Linked DNA regions of Mus musculus: region 1 is linked to region 2. The links are chromatin loops, found by intact Hi-C in ENCODE. Cell type or tissue: left cerebral cortex. All regions are shown on one strand. Each heading gives the region's core, and the rest is flanking DNA. Links, peaks and the distances in the headings are about the cores only.

Evidence for each region. Hi-C counts contacts between places; a loop is a spot of excess contacts. Peaks named below come from ENCODE experiments on the same cell type or tissue, not always from the same donor. Only the 100,000 strongest peaks of a DNase experiment are listed, where the experiment ranks them.
Region 1: a loop joins it to region 2, with 1.9 times the contacts of the local background. A loop is called at or near these places in 2 of 42 quality-filtered maps.

What each region holds. Positions count from the first base shown.
Region 1 is chr2:172,262,357-172,265,271 of GRCm38, forward strand. It overlaps Gm40007 (a long non-coding RNA gene), which reads right to left. Exons shown (of 3, transcript XR_867058.1): 2 at 2,153-2,377; 3 at 773-1,118. Among named protein-coding and RNA genes, the nearest start is that of Gm40007, 12 kb to the right of the region's middle. In left cerebral cortex, for the core only: no CTCF peak of the experiment used is centred there; a DNase peak (open chromatin) is centred at 1,641.
Region 2 is chr2:172,313,198-172,316,112 of GRCm38, forward strand. No RefSeq gene overlaps it. Among named protein-coding and RNA genes, the nearest start is that of Gm14273, 9.7 kb to the right of the region's middle. In left cerebral cortex, for the core only: no CTCF peak of the experiment used is centred there; no DNase peak of the experiment used is centred there.

The DNA.
Region 1 (2,915 bases), core at 213-2,712, 51 kb before region 2:
CAGCAAAGCTGGTCTGAGGTAAGGTAACCAACTGTTTTCTCGGTGAATTTAAAGCTTGCACACCGGTGGACACTCACATCTAGGACTATAGACCTGGCCGGTAGCTGAGGAGGGCATAGAAGTCCCTGATGATCTGTTTTGCTAAATAGATATTGTAGCTGCCAGTGGCTACATGAACTGGGTTCCTGAAAGGAAAGCTGGGGCTGTATGGGACGGACGGTGAGAAAAGAAGGAGACCAAGATGAGTTTCTGATCAAGGCCCAATGTTTTACTTTTTGAGTCTGAACTTTAAGGGGGGGCATCCCTCACCACGCCAGGATCTCATGGTTTGTCAGAATCTCCCTGGGACAACAAGCTCAGGCTGCTCAGCAGGTAGGAGCTTCTTGCAGGAAGCTGACAGACAGCAAACTTTACTTAGGTCGGAAGCCCTAGGAGAGCTGGCCCAATGCGGCAAAAAACAAGGTCTGATTCAGCTGGCTCAAGGCTGGGGGAGGGCACAAGCTATAATATGACTAAAAAGGAATGAGGAGGGAAGAGAGGGAAGAAGGAGGAAGGGGTAAGGGAGGAAGGAAGGGAGGGAGGGAGAGAGGGAAGGAGGGAAGGAGGGAAGGAGGGAGGGAAGGAGGGAAGGAAGGAAAGGAGGGAGGAGGCAGGGAGGGAGGGAGGGAGGGAGGGAGGAAGGAAGGAAGGAAGGAAGGAAGGAAGGAAGGAAGGAAGGAAGGAAGGAAGGAAAGGAGGAGGAAGGAAGGAAGGAAGGAAGGAAGGAAGGAAGGAAGGAAGGAAGGAAGGAAGGAAGGAAGGATAGATTATACAAAGAAGTCAACCTCTGGCTCTTGGCTTCATCTCTGTAAAAACCGTAGAATGGAACTGCACGCATTCCATGGTCTACAACCCAAGAGCTGGGTTTAAATAAAGAACGCGGGGCTCCACTTCAGTTAAACCCCAAGGTGCTTAGTCAAGGAGACTGAGCTGAGTCAGCAGGTTCTCCCGTGCAGGTATGCGTCCTTCAGCGTGTACATTAGGAGATAACACAGTCATTCTATGACAGTCATTCTATGTGGTTTGTGCTGTGGAGGTGTGGGATAAATGGCCTTCATCTTCTGGCAGCCTTGATGGGCCTGAAAGAGGAAGCAGAATTATCACTTTTACAAAGAAACAGTCATGTCCTCAGGTTACACTCAGTACACATGAACTCAGGCCATGACACCCAGCCCAGTCCCTGAGGCCAGAAGCACCTTGGCTCTATTTAAGTGGCTCAGTTAATGATACAGCAGCCCAACCCACCCTCAAACCTTCATGTCCACCCAGAACGTTCTGTATCTGTCAGCGTCTTTAAAGATGTAATTATGTTTATATGCTCAAAAGGAATCCACTCCTTATAAGAAACGTCCTTGGTGGAACACAGTCGGGGGAGACATGGACAAGGTGATCCTCGGAAAGAGGCCAGCCAGACAGAGGGACACAGTGTCTCTCAGAAAGAGGCCAGACAGACAGACAGAGGGCACAGGTTGAAGCAGCACCGTGGCGAGCCAAGCACCGATGACCACACCAGAGGCCAGAACCTCAATTTCAGATTTCTGCCTCCTGCGCTGTGTTGCTTTGAGCAACCAGATTGTAGGACTTTGTCCCCCAGGAAATCAATACAGTTGAGTTAGAAGGAGAATGTGTGTCATGCCAAGAATAGGCAGGAGAGAGTGGGAGATGGACAGGAGGAGTTGGAGGACAAGATAGGACGTGGAAGGAAGGAAAGGAAAACTGCAGTGGTTAGTACAGACTGTCAAACTGATAGGATACACAATCATGTCGAAGGAAAACTCCTGGGCACACCTGCAGGGGACTGTCAAGATTGGGCTAATTGAGGTAGAGAGTTCTACTGTCCTTGTGGCATCATTTCATGGACTGAGACCCTGGACTGAATAAAGGGGAGGAAGTGAGCTGGTACCAGCATTCCACACCCTCACCCCCATTCCAGGTACAGTGTCACCAGCTGTCTCACAACTCTATCCACAGAGACCTCTGTGCCAGGACAGACTGTAGCCCTTGCAAGGGTGAACTAGAATAAACCCTTCCTTCCTTACGCTGTTTTGTCAGGCACTTCATGCACAACAAGAGACATGATGAAGACAGCACCCAAGCCAGCAGTTCTACATACATGTAAGTCCCACAGTGGCAGGGACTAGTGCTTCCCACTGGGAACTGTGTCTGTTGCAGACATGTGTGGCACCATCTCAGGACACTTGGATGGACGGTGCAGCTTTCTCCATTTCTTTAGTCTTCTCAACAACACGGAAACCGTCCTTGCTGTATTGATACTGAGTCTGGGGCTCAGGAAGGCAGTTAGTCAGGTCCACATACCCGAAGGATGCACAGGGCTGAGCTGGAAGTCCGAGCAGTTTCCACCATGGCACATTAGTAAGACAAGAGGACCCTGTTCATCTTAGAAAACAAACTCTGAGCTGGGTAAGGTGGTTCATGCCTGTAATCCCAGCACTTGAAGAAAGGAGGCAGGAGGATCACTGTCATCCAAGGCTAGCCTCGGCTACCTAGTGAGTTCCATGCCGGCATGGACTGAAGTTCAACCCTTCAGTGGTTAATATTGTCAATTTGAAAGATTCTACAATCACCAAGGAGATAAGCCGAAAGGCTGGTATATGAGGAATTTTCCATATTAGGTTAAATGGAATAGGAAAATCCACCCTGAACTGGGGCAGCACCATTCCTTGGGCTGAGACTCCAGTCTGAATACAAAAGAAGAAAATGAGCGATGTGTCAGTGTACATCACGTTGTGTCCCCTGGCCCCACCCCACACTCCAACTGCGAATGGACTATGGGGGAACTGCCTCGTCTTCCTGCCTCCCTGACTTCCCTGTGCTGATGGACTGTGTCCCCTCAAAGCACAAGCCCACCCCAACTA
Region 2 (2,915 bases), core at 242-2,741:
TCAGGTGGCTCACAACAGCCTGTGACTCTGGCTCCAGGAATCTGTCCACCTCTGGCCCCAGAAGGCGCTAGTACTCACGTGTGCTTATAATGCATGCTTCAATACACAAAGTTTATTCCAAATGGCAGCATCCTAAATCAGATAGCTGTCTCTCTGTCAGAGTCTGTCCTTCCTACCTGTGCAAAGTCAGCTTTCATTATTAAACTACTCTCTCCTAAGAACAGAGAGTATAAATTAATGGTAGGGTATCTGAATACACATATACACATTCATACACACCTGTATACACATGAACAAACACATGAACATGCACACACGGGGGGGGGAGAGGGAGAGATTTTATTTAATAACCAGTATACAACCATTTGTCATTTCCAGAAATATGCTTCCATAGTAAAAACACCACAGACTGAGAATCAAAGCCTAGAAAATAGTACATAAAACAAATAGAATCCAAAGACAAGTTGGCATAGTAATTCTGATATTTGATAACATAGACTTCAGATGAAAATTAGTCAGAAAAAAATAAAGTCACTTGTGATGGTGAGCTTTGATTGTCAATTTAACACAACCTAGCATCATCTTGGGAGAGAATTACTGAACGATTGTCTACACTGAGTTGGCTTCTGTGAGTGTCTGTAGGGGATCACTTTAATTAATTGATGTAGGAAGACTCAGTTCACTGTGGGCGACACCATTCCCTAAGTAGGAGATCCTGAACTGAGTATGAGTGGAGAAGTCAAGCTGAACTCAAGCGTGTGCATATGTGCATGTGTGCGTACACGTGTCTATGTGTCTCTGTGTGTGCATGCATGTGTGTGAATTTAATATTTATTTATTCCTTTGTTTGTTTGATGAGTTTGGGGCATTGGTAGTTAACATGGGAAGAGTTGGAAGGAGGAAAGGAGAGAAAAATGATGCACTTATATTTTAATTTCAAAGTTTTTTTTTTTTACTGTAAGGACATGAGCAACTGCTTCTGACATGAGATCAGCAAGTCAAAAGCGACAGAGCCCAGCTGACACTGGGTTATATCACCTCTTGTTGTGAGAAAAGTCTTCCTGGACATTGTAGGAGGTCCCTGGTATTCCTGCCCTGTACTTGCTAGAAGCCAGTATAACTTCTTTAATACCTTATCCCCAGATGTTCCAACCACACACGCCCAGTACAGGGTCAAGGTCATCTTCTCCTCTACCTCTCACTCCTTGAAGACTTCAAAGTTCTCTGTGTTAGTGTGATATGTGTTAGTTTGTATATATGCTCAGCCCAGGGACTGGCACTATTAGAAGGTCTGGCCTCTGGCCCAGTTGGAGTAGATGTGTCCTGTGGGTGTGGAACCCTCATCCTAGCTGCCTGGAAGCCAGTCTTCTCCTAGCAGCCTTCAGATGAAGATGCAGAACTCTCAGCTCCTCCTGCACCAGGCCTGCCTGGATGCTGCCATGTTCCCATCTTGATGATAATGGACTGAACCTCTGAACCTGTAAGCCAGCCCCAGTTAAATGTTGTCGTCATAAGAGTTGCCTTGGTCATGGTATCTGTTCACAGCCATAAAACCCTCACTAAGAAACTTAGCTACTTTCTCTCATTGCTGTGGCAAAGTTCCTGACAAAAGCAACTAAAGCAACAAAGGATTGGTTTGAGTTCACGGTTTGAGGTGTGTCTTAGTTAGGGGTTCTATTGCTGTGAAGGGACACCATGACCATGACAACTCCTATAAAGGGAAACATTGACATGGGGCTGGCTTACAGTTTCAGTCCATTATTGTCGTGATAGGAGCACATCATCATATAAGCGGACATGGTGCTAAGAAGGAGCTGAGAGTTCTACATCTGCATTGGCAGGCAGCAGGAAGCAACTGTGAGCCACTGAGTCTCGCCTTGAGCTCCTGAGACCTCAAGGCCTGTCCCCCCAGTGACACAGTTCTCCAACAAAACCACACCCACTCCAACAAGGCCACACCTCCTAATAGTGCCACTCCCTATGTGCCAAGAATTCAAACACATTAGTGGGGAGGGGGGGAGGGATACCTATTCAAACCACCACAAGGGTGACACATGGTATCACATGTGACACGTGAGGCAGCTGGTCACGTGACATCCACAGTCAGGAAGCAGACAGAGGTGAATGCTGGGGCTCAGCCCGCTTCCATTTTGATTTTTGTTTTATTCAGTGTGTGACCCCAGCTTATGGAATAGTACCACATTCAAGATGGGTTCCTCCATGAAGTATCTCTGAAAACTTCCTCGTGGAGCCACACAGAGCTGTCCACTAGCGAGTCTAAACCCAGTCAAATTGATGGAGAATTTAGCATCATGGTACGACAGAGTCTAACCCTTAATGGCACATTCTCAGAGTTGCAAGAATGTTTAGCTGGAACAAGGAAATATATCACCAATGTGCTCTGTTTGCCGTCCTGTCCTGTATAAAACTGATAAACTCTGTTTCTGGAGAAATAGAGAAGGAAAGAGGACCCAGCAGGTCTCCACAAGACAATTCTGGCTTCAGACACCCATGGGGCCGGGGGAAGGCCCTGAAATTGAAGCTGAAGAAACTACCGTGTGATGGACTACATGCTTTAACCAAGCCGTCTTCCTGGAACATCACGTGGTAGTTTCAAACTGAGGTACCAGGCACACACGTGGTCCATAGACACAATGCAGACAAAACATCCATATGCATACTTTAAAAAAAAAGAACTTTAAGAGAGAAGCATGGAACTCTCTCTCTCCCCCACCCTGTGTGTGTGCATGTGTGCACATGCTTGTGTGTGTATGTGTGTGTACATGTTTGTGAGTGTGTGTGATTATGCATGTGGTATGCATATGTGCGTGTGCATGTGTGTTTATCTGGATTGTGTGTGTGTGTGCTCTGTATGTGTGTTATGTCTGTGTGTGCATGTGTGTTGTGTCTGTTTG